2 separate regions of the Homo sapiens genome follow, and region 1 is linked to region 2. A link is a contact called in ENCODE Hi-C or POLR2A ChIA-PET data. All regions are on one chromosome and are shown on one strand. The core of a region is the stretch at or near the end of the contact, and the rest is flanking DNA. Distances in the headings are between cores, read along the strand shown. Region 1 overlaps FLI1 (Fli-1 proto-oncogene, ETS transcription factor). Region 2 has its middle 35 kb from the start of KCNJ1.

Region 1 (5,829 bases), core at 1,573-4,072, 73 kb before region 2:
TTCTCTTTGCTGTGAGTCTTGATTTTGCCGTCTGCATGTCCCCTTGGCCAGGACAATCCTGTGTTCCCTGTTGCCTGGTCCACCCTCCTTAGGATAATGATGGGAGGAACTTTTTGCCCATCTATGGAGCATCACTGTGCCCAGCCCTGCCTCCCGGGCTTCTTTGCCTCTGATATTCTGTCATCTTCTCCCCCAACCTAGAAGAGGGAAGGGAAAGAAATTATTTTACTGGAAACTCCAAGGTTCATGAATGATAAACTAAGAACGTAAGCCATTCTCTACAGCAGAAGATGCTACCTGATTCCTGAAATGTCATCTGTTTTTGTAGCAGGACTGTGGTACATGTTCTTCACTCTTATCACCAAAAGACACTTAGGGGTCATAGGTGGTAATGTGTCCTCTGCTTCCAGTGCGGAGCTCAAGGAATTTCATGGAGTCAGGGACAGCTGTCTGAAAGGTTGCAATGTCACCCTTTTCAGCTCAGAACCATAATTCCTTGAGCCCAGATAACAGTTCAAAATTTAGGATATGAAGCCAAAGCTGAACTCTAGCTGAAATCAAGAGTGGATATAATAACCAAGAAACAAATGGTTCTGACAAGCACAGCTTTACTCTGAGCATGACTCAAGGGCATCTGGTAGAAAATGAAGAAGGATCCCAGCAGATGTTAGGGCTAGGGAGATCCCCTCGGTTGGGGGATGTAAGTGTTTTAATATTGTGTGGGCAACTCTGCTTTGAATGTATGTCTGGAGGCACCTACACCATCCAAAGCCTTCTGGTGCAAAAGCAGGACTCCTAGAGTATATTCCAGTATTTTTTCCCTGATCCCAGCTGAAAACAGCCATAGAAGAGCCTCCCTTTTTGAATTATGGCTGTCTGTCCGCTGGGGTGGAGAATGGCCCTGGGAGACAAGAGACAGCCCATGGAGCAGGTTGTAATTCTACAGGCATATGAAGAGCATTCATTCTGAAGAAGACATTCAATTCAGGAATGTGAATTACACAAGGAAGGTAGACAAATCCCAGCTTTAACAAGTGCTGTTCACCTATCACTACATTTTCAAGTAAAGGTGGTGTATCCATTTGCTAGGGTTTCCATAACAACATACCAGGGCTGAGTGGCTTAAGCAAAAGAAATTTATTTGCTCAGAGTTCTGGAGACTGGAAGTCCAAGATCAGGGTGCCAGCAGGGTTGGTTTTCCTCAGAGGCCTCTCTCCTTGGCTTGCCAATGACTGCTGTGTCCTCACATGGCAGCCCCTCTGTGCACACACTCCCCTGGGGGCTCTCTGTGTGTCCAAATTCCCTCTTCTTATAAGAACACCAGTCATATTGGATTAGAACCCACCCTATCAGCCTCATTTCACCTTACCTCCTTAAAGGTCCTATCTCCAAATACAATCACATTCTGAGTACTGCGGGTAAGGGCTTCAGCATATGAATTTTGTGAGGACACAAGGCAGCCCCTAACAGGTGGCCTAAGAGAATCTTTGTTTGAATGCTAATAATCATGATACCTAACATGTTCTGAGTGTGACTCACTATGTGCCAGAGACTTCTAAGTACTTTGCATGTATTATCACAACTATTATCACAATTATAGATTATATAATTATTGATTATATAGATTATAGATCAATTATAGATGACTACCATCTTCTCTGAAGACTTACTTTGGTGTAATTATGTGACTGTAGTGAACACTATGCCCTGGTCCCTGACCTTGGATGCCTGTGATTCGATGAGACATGGAATAATGGGAGACTCTTACCCTCATGTTTTGATTGGTAGCAGATCTCCGGAATGTGCAAAGTTTTTTAGTTGTCGTTGTTGTTGTTGTTTCGAGACTGTCGCCCAGGCTGAATGCAATGGCACGATCACGGCTCACTGCAGCCTCTACTTCCGGGGCTCAAGTGATCCTCCCACCTCAGCCTCCCAAGTAGCTGGGCACATGCCACCATATCTAGCTAATTTTTTCTTTCTTTCTTTCTTTCTTTCTTTCTTTCTTTCTTTCTTTCTTTCTTTCTTTCTTTCTTTCTTTCTCTCTTTCTGTTTTTGTAGAAACACAGTTTTGCCACATTGCCCAGGCTAGTTTAGAACTCCTGGACTCAATAGATTCTCCCACCTCAGGCTCCCAAAATGCTGGGATTACAGGCATGAGCCACCATGCCTGGCCAAGGCTTCTTTTCTTAATCCATGATCTCCCAAAGTCACACCCAAGTCAGTGATGGGATAATATGAGTGGGAGGACCCAACAACCTCTTTTGGAGGGTCTTGCCCTGACTGGCACTTCACGTGTCTGAGGTTCCTCTTTCGTCCTTTGGCTGGCTGAGTCATCAACATTGAGATCTACAGGATGCACCAGCACCTCCTAGAGGGCCCTCAGCAAACCACTGAGCATTTCTTACAAGCTACACCCCCACACCAGATCTTCTCATTTAATCCACCTATCGACTCTGTGCTAAAACTATTTTTATCCCTGTTACAAATAAGGAAACTGAAATTGGCCTGGCCACAGCCATGGGCACCACCCTTCCCTTGTGTGACCTTGAGCAGCACACCTAGCCTCTCTGGGTGGATCTCACTGGCCTTGCCTGGAAAATAAATGCTGGATCTCATCTCCCCTTCATTGCTGATGACTCCACTCAGCTCGTAAGAGGCATTTCTGCTTATGCCTGGAAAAATCTAGCATTCACACACCACCACAATACTATATTCCATGCCAAGTCACCACTATTCTTGGCCTCCCTATCCCCACCCTCCTTTTTGGGGGTCCCAGACTACAGAACCAATAAACAAACCCACTTTCATGATTCCTCCATCCCCACTCCACTGCCCAAAGTCCCTCCTCACCCAGGTAACCTGCAAACACCCATCTGGTTTGCATAAGGGCAAACCTGCCCCCTGGAGTGTGAGTCAAACAGGAACTTCCAGACAAGCTGTCCTGGGGCAGCCCTGGGCCACCTTGCCAGCTCAAAGCAAGAGTGTCACTTGCTTGGGTGAAGAGTGACACTGGGCTTTCTGTCTCTTCTCTGGCCCTGCAGGAGGCTCTGTCGGTGGTGAGCGACGACCAGTCCCTCTTTGACTCAGCGTACGGAGCGGCAGCCCATCTCCCCAAGGCCGACATGACTGCCTCGGGGAGTCCTGACTACGGGCAGCCCCACAAGATCAACCCCCTCCCACCACAGCAGGAGTGGATCAATCAGCCAGTGAGGGTCAACGTCAAGCGGGAGTATGACCACATGAATGGATCCAGGTAAGCTCACCAGGCCTGTGCAGGATTGGGGGAAGGCACAAAGTCGCCAGATCTGCAGCAAGTGGCTTCTGGCACTTAAGGTTTTTGCAGCAGATGGGGCTCTAGAGCTGGGCCAGGAAGCCTGTGTCAGTCCCTAGAGAGCTAAGGCAGAGAGGGCCACAGACTGATGATGGGGTGGAGTAGGGCTAGGAAGCCCCCCTGCCTCTCTGGGGCCCACGAAGCCCTCAGAGGCCAGGTAGGAGTCAGGCCCCAAGCGCCTATGCAGACACTCGTGGAACACTTATTTCTTGTTAATCCCAGGCCCAGGTCCAGTCCTGTTGGGGACAGCTTAGCAATAAGCTACTCTTCCCTGTCCTGTTGAAGATACTTAACCCCTCTGGGCAGGTCTCAGCAGAGCAAAGGTGACCAAACCATTCTTTAGTAAGAGTGGAGAAGGGATGAGGAAGGTGTCTACCTTCCTGTGGGGGCTCACTGTGTCTGGGAGGGGGCAGGCACCTGGAAGGCGTGCATGAAGTGGGTACAATACTGGGTCAGTTCGGGCTTTGCTTGTAGAAATGGAGACAGGAGGGTCCAGGGAGAGAAAATCACAGGGTCATGGAAGAGGACAGTGGACAGGCGGCCTCAGTTTTGCGTCCTGCCTCTGCCCCTTGGGCAAGTCATCGAAACCCCTCAGAGCACCAGCTTTCTCCCTTCTCAAACAGGACTGGGATATTCACTTCCTTATGGTCCTTACTCTAGCGTTACTCTGATGCCTCAGGGAAAGGACCTGGGATGGTGCCTGAGACGCGTTAGGAAAGTGCTCTATAGTGACAGTGATTGTTATGAGCAAAGACTTGAAAGACAGAGAACATCAGTCTTATTCACAAAATATCAGATAATCTACTGGGCCAAAGGCACAAAGAGATGAAAATAAAAAGCAACAGAGGGCCCTGAATGGCAGGCTGAAAACATGTGCCATTTATTCCACAGCCAGAGGCTGACTTTGAGCACCGATGTGACATTTAACCCAGAGGCTGACTTTGAGCACAGACGTGACATTTAACCTCATCAGAGCAGTGACTTAAGACTAGCGAGCTGACAGTCCTTGCGCACAGACGGTAGGATGGGAGAGTCAGAAAGACAAGTGAAGAAGTTAGTAAAATATCCCAGATAGGAAATAATGAAGTTCGGAACTAAGTGATGATAGTGATTTTGGAAAGTGAAAAGGACAGATACATAAGGGCGATAGCAAAGAGATGATTAACAGGGCTTAGGTGAGTAAAGTGTGAATGAAGGGGGTGCATGACAGGAAAGAATCAAAGGCGACTAAAGCCTGCACATTTTAAAGGCTGGTGCTGTGAGCAGCCGCAGAAAGGTGGCACAGGAAATGCTTTAGGATGGGATGTCAGTGTTCTCTTTGAGATTCCTTGTGAGCAATGGGTAGAACATCCAGATAAAAACGTCTACTAGGCTTTGGGAACTGAAGCTCAGATAATCTTTCAGGCCTGGAATTTACGTTTGGGCATCATCTCTAAGGAGTCTGAACTGTGAAAGTGGATGAGGTCACCGAGGAAACTAGTCTAGATTGAAGAGAGAGAAGGGAATGAGCATGGTTGGGAGGGAGAACTCCTCCAGAGCAGCTCATGGCCTCAGACCTGCCTGTGGGAACTGCCAGGCCTACCACATTTCAACCCTACTAACCAAAACCAGTGACTGGGATCTCAGCCACCTTTCCAGATCCCAGGATTTCAGGAAGGCTCAGAGGTTCTGAGCCTGCAGCCCCTCAGATGAATCTCTCTCCAGATGTAATTCTGATGGTGCCGGAGCTCCTAACAGTCGAAGGACATGGTGTGTTGAACGTTTTCCCATATTATCTTACCACTTGTTCCTCACCACTATACTAAGAAGTAGTTACTGTAACTTCACTGTTACACAGGAAGGCAAGCAGGGCTTTCAGGGGACAGTGCTTTGTCTAAGGATTTAAAGGAGGCAAAGTTGGAGCCCGAACCCAGGCGTTTGGTTCCAGCCCCACGTGCCATCTGTTAGGCACCTTTCTGCTCCCTCTGCTTGTGTGTCATGCTTTTGCACCACCACCTCATTCCTGCCAACGCCCACCTGGTGAGGAGGCCTATTCTACGATGCCTCCTAAATGGGGCCCTTCTCCAAGGAGCTCCCAATGCTTGTTGAAGATCCAGATCCCACTGGTGGAGATTCCTTTTTTTTTTTTTTTTTTTTTTTTTGAGATGGAGTCTCACTCTGTTGCCCAGGCTGGAGTGCAGTGGTACAGTCTTGGCTCACTACAACCTCTGCCTCCCAGGTTCAAGCAATTCTCTTGCCTCAGCCTCCTGAGTATCTGGGATTACAAGCACATGGCACCACACCTGGCAAGTTTTTGTATTTTTAGTAGAGACGGGGTTTTACTATGTTGGCCCGGCTGGTCTTCAACTCCTGACCTCATGATCCGCCTGCCTCGGCCTCCCAAAGTGCTGGGATTACAGGCGTGAGCCACCGCACCCAGCTTTGTTGGAGATTCTCTGGCCTGTTGTAACCTGAATCTGCCTACTCCTTACCTCCACTGCCCCTGCCTGGTGCAAGCC
Region 2 (5,438 bases), core at 737-3,236:
CCTCCTACCTGGGCCTCCCAAAGTGCTTGGATTATAGGCATGAGCCAGCGCGCCCAGCCTGTTTGAAATTATTTTAAATGTATGCATGCATTGCTTATTTTCTGTCTCCCTCCTCTAGGAAGTCAGTCCATGAAGGTGGGCCCTGGACTGTCTTTGTTGTTCTATCCCAGGGGCCTCAGCAGGCCCCAGTGCCACAGGCTCTCAAAACACATTTGATGAGTGAATGATAGAGTGAGTGAATAAGTGAAAGAATGCATTTATGTTTACTTCTGAGTCTTTTTGGGTACACGTATATGCACATATATATGCAACAAAATTCTACATTTTAAAAAACATTTCACACTTAAAACCTTTTTTAGCTAAAAAAATGTTTATAATTTCTGGTACACACTTCTTTCATTTGATGTTTTGAGGACATTGTCTAAAATCATTCCTTATTTTTAAGATGTGGTGTATGGAGTGTTGTGCTCTCACATCCTGAACCTTGGACACATTTCCTCTTCCTGGACTCCCCTCCACCCATCATTTGACTAACTCTTCCTTTTGCTTCACATTTCACTTCCATGTCTTTTTCTCAGAGAAGCTCTCTCTCCTCGGTGCCTCACACTAGGTAAGGATGCCTTGTGCCAATTCTCCCCTCTGACATTGGTGTGCCCTGTCAGCTGCCCCAAGAATATGAGCTCCATGGAGCTCCTAGTGTATTTTATTTTCTAAATGTGTCTGTAGGACATTGTTCAGTGCCCAAATATTTGTTTAAAATAGCAGGCTGGGCGCGGTGGCTCACGCCTGTAATCCCAGCACTTTGGGAGACCGAGGCGGATGGATCACGAGGTCAGGAGTTTGAGACCAGCCTGACCAACATGGTGAAACACCATCTCTACTAAAAATGCAAAAAATTAGCCAAGAGTGTTGGCGCATGCCTGTAATCCCAGCTACTCAGGAGGCTGAGGCAGGAGAATCACTTGAACCCGGGAGGTGGAGGTTGCAGTGAGCTGAGATCGCGTCACTGCTCTCCAGCCTGGGCGACAGGAGGGAGATTCCATCTCAAAAAAAAAAAAAATAGCGTAGCATTTCACACTGCATTAACTGATTTCCCTGTCATAGTACACTTAGGCTTTTCACCCCTACACATAATCCTGCAACAAACATGCGTTTATGTGAATTCATCTATTAGGTGTCTGTGGTAAAAATAATCCCTTAACAAGGAATATGACTTTGTGGTTAATTCTGTGTCATGTGTTCTACTAATTGATCTTCTCAACAGCCACATGGGGTTGGTTTCATTATCATCAGCTTACGAATGAGAAACCCACAACTCAGAGAGGGTAAGCGAGTTACCAAATTCATATGAAAGCAACTGAAAAAGAATTTGGACTCAGGCCTCCGGGAGACAGGAGCTGGCCTGTTCCTGGGAAAGCCCATGAATTTTGACCCAGACTAACCTGTGCTTTCAAAAGTGCCTGTTCTGCTATCTACAGTTGTTACTGGGATTAAATGAGTAGATACTTATAAAGCACTTAAAATAATGTCTGCTCATAATAAACCCTGTATAAATGTTGAATATATAGATACATAGCAGCTCTGCCCTGACTAGCCGTGTATGGACCATGAGCATGCATCTTAACCTCTCTGGGCCTCAGACTTCTCATCTGTAAAATGGGAGTCATGGTATTATGTCAGCTTTATTGTCAGGAAAATGTAAAGCACATGGAATCTCATAGACTCTAACACATGGTAACAACTTCCTCTTCGAGCCAGTCTAATCTCTCTAGAATGATAAACTTCTATATTTAAATCACAATTTAAATTTTTTTATGTCTTTCACGGTCATTTTATCACCCCAGCAATGACTAGAAGGCCCAATATTTTATATATCTCTGTTAAATATTCTAAGCATTATTAAGAGCTTTCTGGGTATAGCCAAGCCCTCTTAACCGTCAGAGGCAGACTACTTTTCAACCAGGTCAGTTTCACTTTTGCGATCTGGAAGTATATGGCGCCACCTGCTGGCCAAAGCACACCTCGCCAACAAAGTGCAGGTTAGTTCAGGATTGCCCATTCTAGTAGGATCCCCCCTCGACCCCTACCCTCCCCTGTCTTCACTTCCACCCAGGGGGAAATCTGAAGCACAGGATGGGTCAGCAATCGACTCTTTCTGAAGCTGGGTAAGACACATTATTCCTCTTGAACAGGCCCCCCTGCAGAAACTTAGGGACCCTAAGTTTCTCCACTTATGAAATAACAGGGTAGGGTCAGGCTTTGCCTAGGTCCCTCTCACCGCTAAGCTTCTAGGATTCTGTGAGTTCACCTCGGAGGCAGGCACAGGGAGGAAGGTGAGCTACTGTGTCTCAGGTTAAAATCAAGCCTGGAAATGGAAAGCAAGGCCAGGAATGTAGGCTGGGAAACGATGAGGCCCAGGACAGAGGAAACGAGGGCACAGCATGGGACCCCCGCTCATCAGCCAGACCCACCCTGCCTTGGCCTTGCCCATCATCGGCAGAATAATCATCATCACTCAAACTACCGCTTATTGGGAGCCTATATCAGACACAGTGCTAGGTTCTTTACATAGTGTTTTGTTAAATATTATTTCATACTATATCTGTACACTATCCCTTTAAGGTAGGTATTATTGTTGTTCACAACTGGAAAAAAGACTCAGAAAGGCTAAGAATTTGTTCAAGCTAAACACAGCCAATAAGTGGGAAATCTGGGATTTGACCCAAATCTGTCTGTCTTCAAAGCCCCTGAACCTTGCACCTTATTTCTTGCCTTCATCCCTCCTCCTTCCTTGCCTACTTTTTTCTTTTATGCTTCATCAGGCTGTGTTTTTCCGAGGCTATCACAGGTTCAGGTTGCATCTGGCCATTGATGTGGGGAACTGAGATAACCATAGGGATAATTGTGGTCTCTACTTGCCATTTTTAGTTCAACTAAAAACAACTTTGCTGGTGGCCTCAACAGCCCACTCATTAGTGATTGCTTACTTTCACTTTGTTGGTGTAGATGAAGGTGCCTCCGTGTCTTCCCTTCCAGTGAGGGCTTCCCAGCTTCCTCAGATGCTAAGTGCAACTGTAGATACACGTGGCCTCTGTGTTCCCAAAAGAAGCAGTGCAAGGGTGCAGGGCTTTATCCATTCCCAGACTCACCTGCCTTTCTGATCCTGGCTACCACCTTCCAGGTGCATTTTCCTTCAGGAACAGTGACTGCCAGGCACAAAGTTTGTGGGTGGCTCCAGGAAAGGGGAGAGGCACAGGAAAGAACGCTGGGCTAACTAGCAGGCAGGCACCCTGGCTTCTGACCCCTGCTTCCCCACTTCACAGCTACATGACCTGGGCAAGTCATAGGGTCTCTGAGACTCAGTTTCCCATCCTGAAAAATGGAAATGACGACACTTTCTCTGCCTCCCTCAAAAGTTAGTTTCTGCCTCTAATTCTCTAATCTGTCCCTCATGCCAACACAAGAGATATAGTCCCAAAATACTTGTTTAATCATCCCATGCCCCCTCAAAGACTCTGGTGGTTTGACTGATCAAGCCAGGACTCAAACTCAAGTCGGCTTGGCACCAAACTTCTGCCTCTTTGGACCATTCCTTCCACGTGGCCATGCTGTGGCCATGTAAAACTGCACGGCACTTCCCAGAGCCCCCAGACACATTCACGCTCCTGTGGCTCCGTCCGTCTGGAACATGTGCCCACCTGGTCACACCTCTCTACCCTTCGCCTTTCCCTCTGTCAAGTCGTAACCACACTTCGAACCTAGATCAACTGCCTTCTCCTCCTAGAAGCCTTCCCCTGCCTCCTTCAAGCACTTTTTTCATACTTAGTTTGTAGCCTTTATTCATTTCATTAATTAACTTCATTTCCATTTTAATATACTTGCGCACAAAATTTTCCACACAATGGTGAGCTCCATGACCCTAACCCCAAAGGGTCAGAGGATTCTAATCAAAAAGGGGTTATCCAGAATGCTCTGGGAATTGAATCCCCCCTCTCCAGCCAAGCCCCCACCCCATGTACTGGAGTGGGATGTCTCTCTTGAGGATACTTCTGATTTTCTACCCAGCCAAAATTCCAGGGAGGTTTGATCCTCAAAGAGCTGTTGGTCCTGGGCAGACTCTCTCCCACTGGGAGCCCGGTTGAGAGCCCAGCTTATTCCCCAGCAGGGTAGGCAGAATCAGCCCTAGAGTCACCCTGCAAAGAGAGGGAAGCTTTCAGGAAGGCAAAACAGAAAAGGCCACCATCTCTCAGGCTCAAAACTGCACAGCAGGGGCCTCTGGAGCAAGATCCCAGCAACTACTGCAAGAGCACCCACGAAGGTGAGGGAGGGTGTCGCATAGATGTTGGTATTATCAGCACTTATCCCTACACAGTGATCTGCAGAACATTCTATTAGGTGAAGAAAACCCTGCAGAATGGTGTTTCTAGAGTGTTACCTTTTGTGTAAGAATGGAGCAGCATGTAAATACTAACATGTCACATATGCATTGCTTACATCTTTCACAAAGAAACCGCCACAGGATACAACATAATAAAGATGCTTACCCTTTATAGAACGGGAAGAAATAGAGTGGAGGGCACAGGAATGGAAGCATGTTTTCTAAACCCTGTTCTGTGGTTTTGAAATTATATAAATTCCTTGCATAATTCATAAAAGAAATGGCGAAATCAAAAAAGGAAAACAATAAACAGACTTTAACGATTGCAAATAAATGGAAACAAATGAACCTATGTCCAGTTGGTACCTAATCACACGGAGAAAAGAACTACTTCAAGTGACTTTATCACTGTGTTGATTGTACATTGTTATATAAAGAATATCTATAGGATGGATGATTTAAAAATGTTTAATCCCAAATACTTTTAAGACTGTAATCAATAGTCTTATTGTTAGCAGTGGAGTCAATATTGTTTTTGCTGAAACTATTATAAGCACATGGCATAAGACAATAAAAAGATTCTCCCCGACATCAGCAGTTTTCCAGTTTAACTCTCGTCCTCTGAACTGGCTGGAGCTCTGGGATCTTTTCTGCAGTAGGCAGGACCCTTGCTTCCTCTTTTTTGCCTCCCCAGTGCCTGGCTCACAGTAAACCCAAAATAAGCATCTCTTGAATTGAAGACAAACCCAAAGCACCAGGATTCTACTCAAATCCCCCCAACTCATAGCCTATCCCAGCTGGGACAGACCCCTGCAGGCACTGTTCTTGTCCCCCAGGCCTCCACTGGTCTCCATCAGGCCCTGCCCTGGGCTCTGCTTTCTTTGCCCTTGAAGCACCAGGCGCAGGGTTTGCTCTGGGACCAGTGTCCTCCCCTTCATTCCTCACCTTCAAACCCATTGCTCCCACCTCATGTTGCCATATGCACAGCCATTTACTTTCAACAGATGGATTTTTCACATCCATTATTTCATTGAATCCCCTCCTTAACTCTATTACAAAA

What was found. A loop is a pair of places that touch in the nucleus more often than their neighbours do. ChIA-PET counts read pairs that join two places held with the same protein, here RNA polymerase II (POLR2A). Pooled maps may share reads with other maps.
Region 1: a loop to region 2 is called in a map of B cell, with 7 times the contacts of the local background. The contact joins two enhancer-like sites. A Hi-C loop is called at or near these places in 6 of 168 maps with a recorded cell type or tissue (B cell, CD8-positive, alpha-beta T cell, GM12878 and 1 more), 37 of 37 single-sample maps with no recorded cell type and 17 of 50 pooled maps. POLR2A ChIA-PET finds 5 or more read pairs at or near these places in 9 of 52 experiments (H1, HEK293, WTC11 and 6 more).

The regions. Positions count from the first base shown.
Region 1 is chr11:128,755,074-128,760,902 of GRCh38, forward strand. It overlaps FLI1 (Fli-1 proto-oncogene, ETS transcription factor), which reads left to right. Exons shown (of 9, transcript NM_002017.5): 2 at 3,042-3,253. Among named protein-coding and RNA genes, the nearest start is that of SENCR, 62 kb to the left of the region's middle. RefSeq lists a silencer at 606-725 and enhancers at 2,352-2,611, 2,668-3,168, 3,169-3,669. Within about 2 kb of position 2,823, at least 8 of the 41 ENCODE cell types and tissues checked have a DNase peak (open chromatin) inside an H3K27ac peak, as active enhancers do; they include B cell, CD8-positive, alpha-beta T cell and GM12878, where a contact is called at or near this core.
Region 2 is chr11:128,829,350-128,834,787 of GRCh38, forward strand. No RefSeq gene overlaps it. Among named protein-coding and RNA genes, the nearest start is that of KCNJ1, 35 kb to the right of the region's middle. Within about 2 kb of position 1,987, at least 14 of the 41 ENCODE cell types and tissues checked have a DNase peak (open chromatin) inside an H3K27ac peak, as active enhancers do; they include B cell, CD8-positive, alpha-beta T cell and GM12878, where a contact is called at or near this core.